Linked DNA regions of Homo sapiens: region 2 is linked to region 1. A link is a loop called in an ENCODE intact Hi-C map of the cell type or tissue named here. Cell type or tissue: CD4-positive, alpha-beta T cell. All regions are shown on one strand. Links, peaks and the distances in the headings refer to the core of each region. The heading gives the core; the rest is flanking DNA.

Evidence for each region. Peaks named below come from ENCODE experiments on the same cell type or tissue, not always from the same donor. Only the 100,000 strongest peaks of a DNase experiment are listed, where the experiment ranks them.
Region 2: a loop joins it to region 1, with 3.0 times the contacts of the local background. A loop is called at or near these places in 8 of 110 quality-filtered maps.

The regions. Positions count from the first base shown.
Region 1 is chr2:37,581,047-37,589,746 of GRCh38, forward strand. All of the region lies in intron 1 of LINC03063 (long intergenic non-protein coding RNA 3063), which reads left to right. Among named protein-coding and RNA genes, the nearest start is that of LINC03063, 23 kb to the left of the region's middle. In CD4-positive, alpha-beta T cell, for the core only: no CTCF peak of the experiment used is centred there; DNase peaks (open chromatin) are centred at 2,015, 5,325 and 6,925; H3K4me3 peaks cover 1,798 bases; H3K27ac peaks cover 5,340 bases.
Region 2 is chr2:37,531,605-37,540,304 of GRCh38, forward strand. No RefSeq gene overlaps it. Among named protein-coding and RNA genes, the nearest start is that of LINC03063, 27 kb to the right of the region's middle. RefSeq lists an enhancer at 4,607-4,846. In CD4-positive, alpha-beta T cell, for the core only: a CTCF peak has its summit at 4,755 (motif pointing left); a DNase peak (open chromatin) is centred at 4,757; H3K4me3 peaks cover 723 bases.

The sequences.
Region 1 (8,700 bases), core at 531-8,530:
GAAAACCTTTAACATCATGCAAGTGAAATGTTACCTTGAAGAAAATTCCTGACATTTGTTTCATTTGGTTTGCTAGTGTCATTTCTCTTGAAAGACTTACTCATTTACCCTACACCTTTTCAAAATGGATCAAGTGGTTCAAACAGTGAAAAACAAACTGTTAACAAAGACTGAAAAACTCAAACCCATGCAAATGAATCAGTAACACATATGTTAGCCAAGAGGGCAAAACCATTTATTGTAATTAAACATTTATTTTTGTCCCGGGATTTCTGGTATCCAGGGCAAAAATGGTGGCATAAGAGGTGACAAAATTCTTATCTACTTGTATAAAGCATGCCAGTTCTTCAGGAAGGACAGCCTTTTTTCTAGTAATAAATTTAAAAAGGAATCTATGGTATTGGTGTGACTCAGGCTGATACTGGTCCTCTAAACAAAATTTTAAAATCTTTAAATGAGATTAAATACATTTTAGAAGTTCATGTTTTCTGCGTTAATCAGAACAGACTGAGTCTTGCTGTGGTAACAGATCTTCAAATCTCAGTGGCTCAACCCAGGAAATTTTTATTTGTTGCTCACGTCATAGCGTGATGCTGGTAACATGAATTTCCTGGGTCACTGTCATTTAAATAGAAACTCGGGGATCTGTTCTCCTTCCACCTTGTAACTCTAATTCTGTCAACTGGTAATCCATCTTTTCCAGCATACAGATAAGGGAGAGAGAGGATGAGGGGGTGGGGAGGATTGCACGAGACACTTTAGAGACCAGGCCTGGAAGAGAGACATGTTATTTCTACCCACATACCATTGGCCAGAATGCAATCGCATCCCTCTAATATTGTCCACAAGGGCAATGGGAATATATGGTATTCCTCTGTTCCTGGAAGGAAGAAAGGGGATGAATGGGCATCTGGGCAACTTCTGCCGTGTCTAGTATTCACCTTAGAGCTTTCCCTCCTCTCATCTTTAACTCTGTTTCAAAACACTTTGGTCCCTGAGGGTTCCCTGGGACAAGGAATTATGTCCACCAATTATACAAATACAAAGTAAAATTATATTAGTATAATTTATAATGAAAAAATTTCTTTGTACCAGTCAACTGAATACTAAATATTGGGGCAATTTTTGAGCATGTTTCTATAAGTGATGAACCTTTATGAACTTAAAATGAGTCTATATATATATATATATATTCAATAAAATGAAATGACTGTTCTCTTCGTCATCATCTGGAGCAGCTCTGATTTTAATTGATTCTATATTGGAGGGCCCAGGTAAGATTCTTTCATGTAAGAATTCCTCTTCTGAAAAAAAGGTTTGAGAAGCGTCGGATTCAGATAGCATGCTCCCTTGGCTCAGGCGAAAGTACCCTCAAGGATCAGAACCATCTTCCACTAAAGCCGGGAGCTAGACAGGATATTTTCACAAAATCCAAAGAGAGAGCGTCATGGACCTCAGGGAGGAGCAAACCTATTACAGAAAAGGGAGCTTTTTCATCACATCTGTATTATTCTTCGTTTGAGCCCTGAGTCAGCACCAACTGAAGCTTCAGTTGACCTGAAACACTGTGCTCGGCGGAGTTTTGGAAAATTAATCAGCTTACATTCAAGAACACTTACATCCCTACACGTTCATTTTATAACGTTTCACACCCATACATTTGGCTTTGAGGTCTGCTTCATTCAGATACATATTGGAAAGCCCTGAATTCCTATCACAGCCAGGATTTTCTTCAGCTCCAGGGATTTGTTTGGTTTTGTGCCATTTTATCCCGAGTTTTATTCCTTCCATCTGATTCAAATGTTTTATTACCCACTCATCGTTGTTCTTAACGGGGGAAAAAAGAGAAAAGAAGCTGCAAAACTGCACCTCTCTTAAAACAGGAAAACGTTCTGGTTTGAATTTCCTGTCAGATTTTGGGCAGGTTAGTTGGCAACTGGTGATTTGGACACATTTCAGATTTCTGAGTACATTTCACAGAGAGCTTTATTGGCTCCCTCTGGACCCCCGTTAGAGAACAGCGAGATGCAGGGCTCAGCTTAATCACCATGCTTTCATTAGCCAGCTGCTCTGTGCACATCACCAAGTGCGTGATCTTCATCATCACACGCTTTTTACTCTATCTGCGAGCTTGGAAAAGGGACTCATCACCATCAGCATTTTACAGTTGCGGGGAAATGGAGCTTGTGAAGAAAGCCTGATTGTCAAATGCAGTCCCCGTGATGTCAGCTACTACCTTTCTGCTGTTGTCCTAAGAAGCTTTTTAAAGAGAAGATTTTTAGATATACAAAAAGGTTACAAAGATAGTGGAGAGAGTTTCTGTATACCCGACTCCCAGTTTACCGTGTTGTTAACATCTTACACCACTATGGTCCATTTTTCACTTTAATGAACCCATATTGACACATTATGATTATCTAAAGTTCATACTTTATCGGGAGTTCCTTAGTTGTGACTAATGTTCTTTTCTGTTCCAGGACATCTGATCCTGGGCCCCACATTACATTTAGTTCTGATATCTCCTTTCCTTAGTCTCTTCTGCCACTGTACTTTTGCTTTGGTGTGTGTGCGTGCACGTGTGTGTGTGTGTTTGTACTAGCTTGTGATGTAATATGCAGGTCTTGGCCTGCCAAATGGAAAGCCAGTGGTATACAGCAAATTATAGTTAACCACTCATTAAGTTGGTAGCCATAATTGAAAAGAGAATATTAAGGAATATGCTAAATATTAGAAGTATTTTGGATGCTAGTTTGTTACAATTAAAAAATGGAGAGGAGACAGTTATATTTACAGAAAACTAAACAGCAAATAGAAGATATCCTAGAGATGCAGAGAATTCAGGCCTAAATACCATTCATTCAGATCTATAGAGACCTATAGGGTTCCCAAAGCAAGCACTAATGTGTTTCTTCTAGTGATTGTTCATTTCTTTCAGGAATGCTGTTTGTCTTTTGTGACTCATAGCAGCCACTTTTACTGATTTTTTTTTTTTTTGGAATGTCAGATGTAGTGAGCTGCCTGGGCTAAAAAGAGTTTGGTACGCAGATTTGGGCTTCATTGGCTGTTTCCCATGGGAAAGTTAGTTGATTAGATTAAAGATGAAAGACTGTCCCAGTCAGCTGTTTAGGCCATACACAGATGGAAGGAATCGGGGAAGGCAGGGTGTACACATTTGCCATGATACTCAGCCCAGATAATTTAATATGAATTTCCCCCCTTTGTTGGTGAGGGGTTGGGAGTGATAAGGTCGAAGGCGTAAGAAATCTTAAAGTATTTGTTAGTGCCGATGGTGTAACCTCTAATTCAACAAAGTACTGCACATAGGGTGTCCTTGTAGGCTTTGGGAAAATTTTAGAAGAGAAGGAAAGAGAGAGAGAGAGAGAAGAAAGAAGCAAAAAGAGAAGAGAGAGTGAGGGGAGAGAGAAAGAGAGAGAAAGAGAAAGGATTAAATGTTTCTGGCATGCTGAGAATGAAATCCCTATGGGGTAGACAGAATTTGACTGAGATAAGCCATCTTTTATGTTTCAAGCAAAAGTGAACAGAGTCCATACACTAAGCAGGTGTCAGTAGAAAGGAATTAGGTCTGTGTTTTAATTTTAAAAATTAATTTCCTCACCTTAGAATCCAACGGTGGAAGGAATTTTCAAACACTTTACATCTTTCTGCTTGCTTCCAAGCAGGCAACTCAGTCACACCCAGCTGTTCCTTTTTACTCACTGTCTTCTTGATTTCCTAGGTCTTTTTCATTTTTGCAATTAAAATGACACGATCACTTGGATAGATTAGTTGAAAAAATTAAAACAGGACAATGGCCATTCTAAATTGTACAATTGCTTGATTAAACATTGATTGAATAGTTTGTGGCTTATTCAGTTCATTCATATTTATTCTCCCTGACTTTCTTCCCTGCCAACTTTTGACTATCTTACTGATTTATGAAAGTAGAGAGGGAAAAAGAAGAAAACAGGTGAAATCATTCTGCTATTTGCTAAGTGATCTGGTAACTTTGGGGTAGGCAATGGTATTGAAAAGGTAGAATGATACATTTGTATTCATTCTTTCTCAAAATCATGAGAAGATTATTTCTAATTTGGGGATATCTGCCACCTCCTCCCCCAAGTGATAATAAACACACACACACACACACACACACACACACACACAAACAAACACACACACACACACACACACTCCTCAAATCTTCAGGTGGAACAGACTTGGCCCTACTATCTCAGCACCTCTTTGGCTTTTCATATTTACTTTCAGTTTATAAAGACACATGTGCTGTTTCCAATCTGCTTAGGGTTGGTGTTTCTGTTGGGAAAGTAAATGGCAAAAGGACCACATGACTGCCAAGGGTAAACACTGCTGAAGGCCACAGCTGCTGCTTAAGGGGGAAGGCGTGGGCTGGCTGGAAAGTTAAGGCAACATGAGGAGGAGAGGTTAGAGATGGGGTGAGAGAAGAAAGACCTGCCCCTCTCCACCTGCCTCTGCTCATTTCCTTCAGGAAACAGACACCAAGATGGAATTAGGAATGCAAAACGTTGACTAGGGGGTGATGCCTGTGAAGGATAAAGGGAGAGGGAGCAGGAACAGGTGGGACAAGTCTCAGACCATGATGCAAGTCTCACATCTGTAAAGGGAGAGCAGGAAGGAAGAAGAATCGGGCAGGTAGAGTTTCAGCCTGCAGGGCAGCTCTGAGAAAGTCTTGGCTAGGCTGATAGGGACATCCGAAGCAACAGTTTCCCAGTAGGGCAGGCATGCCCAGCCCTAGCAGACTCCTACCTCTGTCCCCTCTCCCCATGCTCAATCATTGGCTAGGAGCAGCTCTGGAGAAGCGTGGCCCTGGTATGGATGCTGTAATGGATCCCACAGCTGTGACAGCTGTAGGGTGGCAGATAACTACACTTCTCACTAAATATTATCTTTTTAAAAGTTGTTTATAGTTTTAAATTTATTGTTTATGTTTAAGGTGTACAACATGATATTTTGATATGCATATACACACTGAAATGATCACTACAGTCGAGCAGATTCTCTCTTAAAGGGAGATCTGAGCAGCACCTCCTCATGGATGCCACACCCATGAGTCTTATTATAATAGTAACGACACTTACAAAAGGCAAGAGAGGGCAGCATGCCTGGTCACATTGCTACCATTTACCCTCACATCGTATTGATCACAAGAGCCACAAAACTGAGTTATAGTTTCCTTTTAGCTCTTAAAATCCTAAGGCACCTTGCAAAAGTTAGCCTGACCCAGTTTAGTTTCTTCTAGCTGTCACATGTGGTCCAAAAACCATCTAGAACGATTTGCAGCATGCTGACTCAACTTGTCGGAGCCGGAAGCCCCTTGGCAGACACGAGAACTATCTCATCTCTCAGATCTGTGTGGAAAGGGAAATTGATTCACTGTTTTCATTCCTTTTTCTTTTTCTGAGGTTGCTTCTAAGTGCTGGAGGGTGTTGGCTTTTCTATGACTCAGAAGTATAAATCTTTTCCTAAGGTGAAAGATTAATTTTCAGAATGGAGGAAAAAATCCTTCCTAGTTTTATACTTTAAGTATGAGAATTGGTTACACAGGGGCAGTTGATCCAGAATGTTACGTTGAAGGGGGGAGATAGGAGCATGACTGAACTATAAACCAAAAGGGGGTTTCTAAACACCTCTCCGCAGGTAAATTCAGCTTTGGAAAGAGCTTTTCAAAATCATGAGGCTATGATAGTTCAATTTAGCCTATCATAAAAATCATCTGCTTATTTACTTTGACCAACACATTCATATCCCCTCCTTGTTTTCTGCCTCTCTGAGTCCAGAGAATGAAATTATCTTCATGTGAGTAATAAATTGGAGACTGACAAGTCAAAGACACAAAGGGACATGAAATTCCACCTGTGGATTAACAATTGGCCTCTCCCAGAGTTTAAACTTTTCCAGATGCAAATTCCAGAGTGGGATGAGATATTCCACAGTCGACATTTGGGACAATAGCACTTGTAGACACTCAGGGAATAAACATTATGTAGTTGATGCAGTCAGGTCTATTTCATTTCAGTAAGGAAGGTGGCCAAGCTTCCATGGTGAAGGGTGGTGAAAGTGGGTGTTGTGAAGATTGAAAACTATTCAGTTTTGCTGAAGACAGATTCTGTGTTTTAGATTTCCTGCTGTCTCACTAAGCTTTCCTGAGCTTCCTGGGGTCGGGGGCAGGGCAGAAAGCCTGTCAATAGAAAAGGAGACAGGACTTGTTAAGTTTATTTCAAACCCATTGCTTCACTTCTCATAAGCTATTTTCTACCCCTATTTTTTAAGATCAAGGTACAGTCATGCAGGGAATTTGTTCCAAGGCTCCAGAAGATCCCAAAATCCTGGGATGCTTAAGTCCCTGGTAGAAAATGGCATAATATTTGCATACAACCTATGTACATCCTCCCACATATTTAAAATCATCTCTAGATTACTAATAATACCTAATACCATGTAAATGCTATGTAAATGGTTGTTGTAGTATATTGTTTTTGATTTGTGTTATTTTTTATTTTCCTCTCCTCCCCACACATATTTCTATGAACAGTTGATTGAATCGGCAGATGGGGAACCACTGATATTGAGGGCCTTGGGTATATGGTCCTATCCTTTGTTCGTCACTGATTCATTCTTTTGGTTTTGTTTTGTTTTTTTGAGACAGAATCTTGCTGTGTTACCCAGGCTGGAGTAGAGTGGTGCAATCATAGCTCATTACCGCCTTGACCTCCTGGGCTCAAGTGATGGCATCCACCTCAGCCTCCTGAGTAGCTAGGACTATAGCTACCACACCTGGCTAATTAAAAAAAATTTTTTTTTTGTAGAGATGGGGGTCTTGCTATGTTGCCCAGACTAGTAAAAAACTCCTGGCCTTGAGCGATCCTCCTGCCTCAGTCTCCCACAATGCTAGGATTACACGTGTGAGTCACAGTGTCTGACCTGATTTCATTCTTAGTGATTGCATGGTGGATATCATGGCTTACAGTGGTTTTCATTTTTTTTTTTTAAGTAGTGGAGCTCTTGCTTCATAGAAATATAAAAGATAGAAAAGTGAGGATGGAGAGTCTGACTCTCTGTCTTGCCAGTTTCTGCTTTAGGCATCTCCACAGACACCCAAGACTTTATGGGACATAGCTTGAAAGTTACTCTTAAAGTGAAAAAAGGTGTTGAATGTGAGTTTAGGCCTAGAACATAGAGTCTAGTTCTAGTTCTATTATTATTTAGTTTTTGTAACCTTGTGTACATAACAATAGCAATAACGGTAGTAATAGAGTACCCTGTAAATGCTTATGGTTATAAGAAAGGTTGTTATAATTAGTAACTAGATATGGGGTCACAGAACTGGTTTGGTGACTCACCAGCTAAGTGAGCCTGAGCAAGTCATTTATAAGGGAGTTACTTTTTAAATTGTGACATGAGAAGGTTGGACTTGCTTCCCTCCAATCCGTTCTCCACTCTCTATCCAGAGTGATCTTTCTGAAATGTGAATCCGATCCATGTCCCTCCTTTGCATCCACCTGTTCGTTGGCTCCGCATGATGTCTAGGATAAAGCCTCCCTCTTTAGCATGACATATGGTTGTCCTTGCTCACCTTTCTTGAGTGGCATTTTCTTTACTCTTTCCCTGCCCCCACCATACACACCGTATGCTTGGATGCATACTCACTGAATAATGTGAAGCTGCTGTATGTGTTATGCTCTCTCTCACCTCTACATCTTTGCTCATGCTGTTCCTTATAACTGGAACAGACTTTTTCCTACCTGTCTTCTTTTCGCCTATCAGTTTCTTTCTCATCCAAACTGGATGTCACCCTCCAGAATGCTTTCTTTGATCCCCCCAAACTGACTTAAATGCTTCCTGTATGTTTCCCTTTAGCCTGTATGTTGTGTTGCATTAATAATTCCTGTCCTGTTCGGGTTTGCCCCAGTTGGCTGTAAGAAACTAGAAACTGTGCTTTAGTCATTGTCATATCCTGAGGCCTTAACACAAGCCCCCCTATAATGGATTCAAATATTTGTTAAATGAATTAAAGATTATTTGATTCTTCTCTGAATCTCAGCTTCCTCATTCCTTATATGAAACTAATATGTATCTCCCAGATTGTGATGAGGATTACAGGCACAAGATACGAGAAAAAGCTTGCTGACAGAAATCACTATACCTGTATAAGATAGGAGGGGAGGGCTTGCCTTACTTTTTGGTCTGTAGTTTCCTCTATACAAGTGTTTGGTGAACTGTGACCTACAGGCCAAATCTAGACCACCTCCTGTTTTTGTACCACCCATGAGTTAAGAATGGCTTTTAGATTTTTAGGTAGTTGGATACAATCAAATGTACAAATGCAGATTGTATGAAATTCAAATTTCAGTGGCCATAGATTTAGTGAGTAAGGATTAGTCATGCTCATTTTTTCGGTTATGGCTACTTTCGTATTACAGTGGCAGAGCTGAGTACCTGTGACAGGCTTTCTTACTCTAAACCAAAACTTCTTCTCTCCCCTCACTGTCCAACCCCTGCTTTGGGCCTTGGTTCTGCTTTGATTTCTAAGCCTTAGGAACACTTGATAATTTCTCACGCACCTAGAAAGAACCAGTAACTTCTTATTTATGCTAAAACAACCATATGGGTATATACACAGAACGTAGGATACTTCTCCAAAGATATTTTGTATTTGGGCAC
Region 2 (8,700 bases), core at 252-8,251, 50 kb before region 1:
ATCCCAGTTTGAGTTGACGACTGGATTAGCACAATAGGAAAATGGAAAGATGTAGGAATTGTAGTCTCTGCAATTGACACACACAAACAGAGGCAAGAAGGCAATGACATTCATTACATGCAAGTGATCGAAGAACCCCTAATAATGGCTAACATTCACCGGATGCATGCATTAACTGATTTAATCCTTAGAGCTAGGTTCTGTTACTATCTCCATTTATAATGAAGGCATTGAGGCAGAGAGATGTTAATTATCTTGCATAGAATCACAGAGCTATTAAGTAACAGGGTTACATTTATTTAGGCAGGTCTGCCCCCAAAGTACTTATTCTAACTCTGACACCATACAGCTTCCAGCTAGTGTGCTTTGCTTTCAAAATCCAGATGTGTCAAGTATATACATTGGTGCTTGTTTAGTGTATGTGTGTATATGTATTATGATAATTCATGTGGCAAAAGCATTTTCTCAGAGTTTTCCTTTAAAAAATGCATTATTTTTTAATCCAGAGAATCAATTTATAACAATGCATTTGTATTTTAACAAGCAAACATATGCTATAGTAAATTCCAGCCAGGTACTATACTTAAGCACTGGGAATATAGAGATAAAGACCCGTGGGGAGCTTACAGTGTAATGGGAAAGAGAGAGCTGATCACAGTCCAGGACAATAGACTGGGCAGTCTACAGTTTGGTATTGGTGACTAGTATGGTGGAGAGCAGCTCAGCTTTAGCAGAAGTGCAGGGCAGTGGCTGGAGGTGTGTGGGGGGAAGGGGTCACGAAGCCCAACCACGACTGGACTCAGATTAAAATGATTTAGGGGACTTCACGGAAGAAGTAAGACCCATGGGGCCTTTGAAGAATATATTAGAGAGTCCATGAAAATCGAAGTGGCTGCCATGTGCTCTATCCTCCTTGGATGGCACTTAGATTTCCATACAGCCTTTCCACGCTTCATGCCACGTGACTTTGTAACCCTGGCCACAACTGCCTAGACCAGGGATTACTGCCAAACTCAAGGGCAACTGTTTAGAAAGAAGGTGAAAATCAATCCATTTGTTTGGGGAGTATGAGTGGAAGATGTACCTTGGAAGCAATAGCCAACTGTGTTTGAGGCAGCAAGATGTTAAGGGCACTGCTGTCCCAAGCATGATCCATGAGTCTGGGCCAAACTAGGAACTGTTTGTTACAGGTATTTGAAAAGGCAAGTACTGAAACAGAAATGAAGAGTTTAGAAATTTTTGTAGTGATTGAGCATTGTCAGAACATCCAAGCACATGGCTAATAGCTATATTAGGGATCTGTTGACGCAAAAGAATTTATCCCAAAACGTAGTGGCTTTAAACAACAATGAACTTATGATTTCACACAATCTCTGTAGTTCAGGAATTCAGGATCTGCTTAGTTGGTTGTTTCTGGCTAAGGATCTCTTCTGAGATTTCAGTCAAGTCGCTGGCTGGGACTGCAGCCATCTGAAGGGTAGGTTGAGGTGAGGGGCTGGGGCAGAGGGGATGTTCACTTTCAAGGTGACTCATTCAGATGCCAGATGGTGGGAGACCTCAGTGCTTTTCTACATAGACCCTTCCATTAAGGTGCATGAGTATTCTCACAATATGATGGCTGACTTTTCCAGAGTGAGTAATGTGAGACAGAGAGAGAGAGAGAGAGAGAGAGAGAGAGAGAGAGAGAGAGAGAGAGAGAACAAGAAAGAGGCTAGAGTGCTTTTTTTTTTTTTTTTTCCTGAGACGGAGTCTCGCTCTGTCGCCCAGGCTGGAGTGCAGTGGCGCAATCTCAGCTCACTGCAAACTCCGCCTCCCGGGTTCATGCCATTCTCCTGCCTCACTAGCCTCAGAAGTCATGCACAGTGGCTTCTGTCATATTCCATTTGTTAGAAGCAAGGAACTAAGTGCAGTCGCCACTCAAGGGGAAGGAAGTTTGTCTCCACCTTTTGAAGAGAGGAGTGTCAAAAAAATTGTGGACATATTTTAATGCCAACACAAAATATTTGTTTTGTTGAGCAAGGTCTAGACAAATTCGTGTGTTGTGGAACTTGCACAATGAGACACGTGGTGTGACTATGAAGTAGTCATGGGCATATGGACCACTTATTACTCTACAAAAGTTGAGAAAATTTAAGAAGTGGTCCCTAAAAAAACAAAAACAAATGAAAAAAAGAGAAGTGTCCTTCATCAGGGAGTGGTTTAGAAGCACTAGCCTTGAATCCTTAAGCCATAGTCTCCTACATTTTTACTCCGAAACCAAAAGAATTTTGAAAATCTACGCACCCTCCCTTACACATTTTAAAGTTAACATCAGAAAAATTGTACTATAAGTTGAAAACATATTAAAGAATATATTTCTGATATATAACAAATACTGACATTTGAAAGCAAATGATTACACTTCTCTTTTAAATGTCTTCAGTGGAATCTAAGTAACACAATTATTTGATATTCATTATCTCCAGTTAAAAACACATGAATAAGCCTTTTTAACTTTTGGTAATTGTATCTTTTTTCTCTTTAACTTAGTTTTCCACTTCACCCAGAAAATATTATCTTATTAAAAACTATTTTTTACTGAAAACCTTTTCCCCATAACCCTATCATAGTTCTCTGCCAGAAAAATATGTATATAAATTGAAATCATAGGATTACTTTTATTTTCTGTAGTTGAAAGCTCTCCATGTTAAAATTTTGGTCTGAATTCAGTTATAACAAGTATTATTAGTATACAATTGATCAAAATACTATGAACATAAATACTGATAAATAACTACTAAAGAAAAAGCAAAGTTTTATTGGAATTGCATATGTAAATGAGATGAGTAGTGCTTTTACTCTTTTTAGCTTGTGACTTCATTGGATGAAAATGACTTACTGCCAGAGTTTAGCATTAATTTTGTACCTATTTTTCATTTTTATGAATGTCTGTGCTAAGAAATCTTGTTCTTATAAACAGGTAGGTGTTAATATAAGTTTTCTTATTGTAATATCATCCAAATCTTTTGACTGCTTCTGGCTTATATAACCAAAATTGCATAAGGATACATCCCCATGTAGCTATAAAATTAAAAATTGTTTTTAATGATCTAGTAGCCGATAACTCAGGTTTAATTTTGTTGAAAGCAAAAAATTTAAAACAACCCTGTCTATCAAAGGGATGTGTTATGCAGTCAGTAGAATTATTCATTTTTTGGTTTCTGGGAAAATATTAAAAAATCATGCTTATCCTTGAAGTCTTCATCTAGTATGAAATGACTATTAATTTTATCTGGTACTCTTAAAGGCATTCCTTTTAATCCAATATGTTTAGAAAGTGTTGGAAAATAGAAATATTGTTCATTTCAATACAATTTTACCAATATAGTATTTTTTCAAATGCTTTTGACTTCTCACATGTTTTAGAAATATAGAATGAAAACATTTAGTTTATTCAATTTATGAAACACATCTTCCATTTGCCCTAATTGCCAAAGGTAGTTCCCTTTGTTAAATAAATTAACCAATTTGGACTTACTTTATGTTATAAAAAGTTATATTTCATTTTTATTACAATACAGTGATAAATTTATTGTATTTCATATTTTATAAAGTATACCAAACAATAAATTATATATTTATCATGTAGATGACAAATATCATGTCAAGATTAAACTGCTGTAGGTCACTATAGTTTCTATCTTATAAGAAAAAGATAAATCAATATTCTGTTTCACGTTAATTTATTATAAAGCAAGATAATGTTTAGCCAAATTTATTACATTTTTAAGGAAGTAATAAATATGATAGAAAGCAGGAAATTCCTTCTGTGTATGGATATGTATTGAAGCTTTTTCTCATTATATTTTTAATTCCCTCTTATTTTTTAAAATATTAAAACCATATTTATATGTTGTATTATAATTCTACTAGGTAATGAATTTGCATATCTCATCCTGTTTTATTTTTCTCTGACTCTTACTCATGGTGTCTTACTTCTATTTCTGTTTTGTGATTTTTTATTGTAAGCTCATATTGGCTGTAATTCTATCAGTGGGAAATTTTTGAGGCTGGATTTGGGCATACATTCTTCTAGGAAGGATTTTTGTTGCTTCTGCAAGGTACCTATGGGCATTAAATCTGAGTCCATTTTAAATTAGGCATTAAAGCATGGTCCATCTTAAATTGTACGTCTCTATTTTTAATTTTCAGAATTATTGCAAATAGTATAGATCTAACATGTATATGAAGGCTGGCTTGTGTCCATGTATTCACTGGGGACAAAAAAAAAAAAAAACAAAACCGGCCGGGCGCGGTGGCTCACGTCTGTAATCCCAGCACTTTGGGAAGCCGAGGCGGGCGGATCACGAGGTCAGGAGATCGAGACTATCCTTGCTAACGTTGTGAAACCCCGTCTCTACTAAAAATACAAAAAATTAGCCGGGCGCAGTGGCAGGTGCCTGTAGTCGCATCTACTCCGGAGGCTGAGGCAGGAGAATGGCGTGAATCCGGGAGGCGGAGCTTGCAGTGAGCCGAGATTGCACCACTGCACTCCGGCACAGGCGACAGAGCGAGACTCCGTCTCAAAAACAAAACAAAACAAAACTCCCCTCACCTCCAGGTCCTAGGCAATATTCCTTATTGTCTGCTTGTGCATGAAGGGGTCTTCCACCTTGTTCCACCTTTCTCTGAAGGCATATTTCTTCCTGGGTCTCACTTTTTGTATATAGTAATCTTACTTATGGCGCCTCTTCCTGCCCTGTTTGAAGGCTGTTTTTTTTTTTCAGCGCCCTCTACAGGCCAAAGACCTAATTCCTCTGGATTCATACACCTACCCAGACTGCCCATAGTTTCAATTCTCAATTGTCTATCTGGTCTGTTGTTCCTGATCTTAGTGAATTTTCCTTTCATTCTTACAGATTTGTGTAACAATTTGGAATAAACTTTAAAAAATTATTTTATAGAAAATATATATTATCTAGCACCCTTGTATGTCAGGATCCCTACTATGCTGTATTGCCAGAACCAGAAATCTTAGATGTAAATTTTGTCCATGTTTAGACAGTAGCAAGTGTTACCATGAATAGTTTGACTAGTGGATTTTATTTTGCATTTTTAGATTTTTATGTACAACTTTCCTCAATAGCCTGGTTAAAATATCCTTAGGAAGAAAATAGAAAAAAGATTCCTGGAAGTACAAAATGATGCGTTGAAAACTTTCTGATTTGGACTTAGGCCAATTATTTTAGTCCTAACTTCCTGTCTGCAGTGAATGGTCCAGGGATGGGGATGTGATTTAAGCAGGCCAAGCCGAGTCCTTCTGTGGGATTTTAGAAAGAACACTAGGAAAGAGAAAAATATTCTCCTTTTCTTGCATCTTGAACTGCAAGGATGGGCTTTTCAATCTGCAGGTGATTGCATCCTTTGAAAGCCTGTTTGCATAGCAGACAATGAAGCTGAGCAGAGAAAAACAAGATGAGAGACAGATGGAGTAGGAGACCTGAGAAGATGGCTTGAGTCCATGAATTCTGGTGTTCCCTAGGCCACATTTGCCCCCATCCTTCCCAGGTATGTGAATCAATAACAACTTCCTCCATTTATTTGTTTATAATTTTTTTTCGCTTAAGCTGTTTTGAATTGAATTTCTGTGACTTGTAATAAAAAAGCCCTAACCAGTAGAGCTCACAGTCAAAATATAGAAAGGGGCATCTGCCTGTAGTCCCAGCTACTTGGGAGGCTGAGGTGGGAGGATTGGCTGAGTTTGGGAGGTCGAGGCTGCAGTGAGCTACGATTGCACTACTGCACTCCAGCCTGAGCGACAGAGTGAGACCCTGTCTTTATAAAAATCACCAAAAAGAAAAAAAAAAAAGAGAACCAGATAGAGTGATATGCAGTGGTGGGTTAAGTGCTAACAGAGGTATTGGGAAAGGCCTGTGGAAACAACTAGCCAGACGAGAGATTGGGGCTGATGATACCATTTGATATAGTCTTGAAAGAAGACTCAGAGAGCTCCATACAGAATGCGAAGGCAGACTCTGAAGGCAGAGAAAACAATTGAGACAAAGGACTCAAAATGTAGAATGGTATGATATATAAAAGATAGCACTGGTGGAGCATGGAATATTTAGTATTTAGATTAGTTGAAAAATCAGAACTTTTGATATCAAACAATTGCTATTAGGAGAACCCAAAGTTGTCCTGAAGTATAAAGAGTTTTCTCCACTCTGCTTCACGTTCTTTAAGCGGAGTATTTTTGGCAGTAAAACAACTATGCTGAGTTGGTGCTAGGAGCTGTACAGATGCTGTTTCAAACTGTAGGTGTTCGGGGCCTCGTTTAAGAGTATCTTGGAACACAATAGATATCTAGTTAATTTCAAGAATTGTACAGGGGAAAATGAATTATCATGGAGCCACTTGGAATTGGTCCTCATCAGCCTTAGTATTTTCCTATATTCTCCTTGAAATATCAAAGCAAAACAAGATGTGGCTTTATAACTGGTTGATTGAGAAATCGCCCCTCAATGGAATATAAATACAAAATGATTTTGTTCTGGCACTGACTTCATCCATACTCCACTGAATTTCTTTTCCCATCATTTGATGATATCTTAGGCAAATTCTGTAACTTTCCAGTTATATTTTGTAAAAGCTCCAATCTCAGTCCTGTGAAAGTCTCCCCTCGCTGCCTCCTCCCAGTGCAGGCTTTGCCCATGGTTCCTAGGGCTGGCCTGGGTATGGGGCCATGCTCTGCTCACTCCCTCCTCGTGGCATTCCAGCATTGGCCCAATCTCTGTCAGGGCCACCTCCTCTGCCTTCCTCTTCTAGGCTACAATAGCTCAGCTCTTATGTGAAGAGGGAAGACTACAATAAAAGGGAAAATGTTGTTTTTCTTTTCCCCTGGATAGTGTGGATACCATCTTTTCTCTGGTGGTTTTGCTTTTTATAAGTGGAACTTGTTCCAAAGCTGGTTTTCCGTGGAGATCATGGCTGGGGCCCCCACAATCACAATTTCTTGAGAGGGGGATTCAGCTTTTGCTTGAGCTTTTAAGTCTTCCTCAGCCCACTTGGTTGTATTCCCCAAAGCCTCTTTGGTGTCTCTTTGCCTCTCTGAAGTCCTTGAGAAGAAGGGGTGAGGGAGGCTTGGTATTGGACGCTTATATTTGGTAACTCTAGAATGGGGGACTCTTGTTTTCAGTTATGAGTTCCAGTCTCCAGTTTTAGCACAACACAACAAAAAGTCCAGCTAAACATACTTTCAACTGTTTTATTTCAGAGCATATTGTCCTTGGGTTATGTGAATGGGATTCTCCAATTCAACTGGGTTGTTGTTGTCAGTTCTGGTGCCGTGTTTTAAAGGCGATATTAAAAAGGTCTAATCCCCCAACCCAATAAAATTAGAGAAACTAGTTAGGGTTGCTAGATAAACTAATGATAAGATTAGAAGCTTCATCATGGATGACACATTTAGTAAAGTATTGAATATGCTTAGCCTGGAGAATGAAAGATTCAAATGTATGATGCATTTTTAGGTAGCATAAGGATTAGAATTTGTTTCCTGGTGTTACGGTTTGGCTGTGTCCCCACCCAAATCTTATCTTTAATTATAGCTCCCATAATTCCCAGATGTCATGGGAGGGACTCGGTGGGAGGTAATTGGATCATGGGGGTGGGTTTTCCCCATGCTGTTCTCCTGATAGGGAATAACTGTCCCAATAACTGATGGTTTTATAAAAGGGCAGCTCCCCTGCACACGCTCTCTTGCTGGCCACCGTGTAAGACATGACTTTGCTCCTCACTTGCCTTCTGCCATGATTGTGAGACCTCCCCAGTCATGTGGAACTGTGAGTCAATTAAACCTCTTTCCTTTATAAATTACCCAGTGTCGGATATGTCTTCATTAGCAGTGCGAGAACAGACTAATACACCTGGGAAGTTACAGGACATTAATTTTGTTCTATGTAAGAATTTCTAAAAATCAGAGCTTTCTAAAATGAACAATCTCAGGAGGTAGTGAGCTTTCTATTATTATATTAAGCATTATCTAAATACCACTTGACAGGGATGTTGTCGAGGAGTTTCAATGATAGGATGGATTGTAAATCATGAGTTGAACTTTAAATATCTTTTTCAATCTTTTTGTTCTTTTACTCCAGAGAATAACACAGAATAGCTAACTACTTTAGGCCATACTTACAATTTGGAAGGTTGGTGGGATCAACACTGATTAAAGTTCTGATTCTCAGCTTATTATGGAGTCTCACTCTGTCGCCAGGCTGGAGTGCAGTGGCATGATCTCGGCTCGCTGCAACCTCCACCTCCTGGGTTCAAGTGATTCTCTTGCCTCAGCCTCCTGAGTAGCTGGGATTACAGGTGCTTGCCACCACATCCAGCTAATTTTTGTATTTTTAGTAGAGACGAGGTTTCACCATGTTGGCCAGGATGGTCTCGATCTCTTGACCTCGTGATCTGCCTGCCTCAGACTCCCAAAGTGCTGGGGTTACAGGTGTGACCCACCATGCCCAGCCGATTCTCAGCTTTTTATCTTTTCAGTTAAGAAAAAACAATATTTGCTGTTTTTCTTATTTGGTAAAAAGCCTTACAATATTTTGATTAGCTAGAATGTATATGTATTTATTTTTAATAGGCAATACTTTTTTTTCAGGAAGTACGCTCACTTAGGTCTACTTTTTAGAGCATCATTTTACTAACATCAAGGCATTC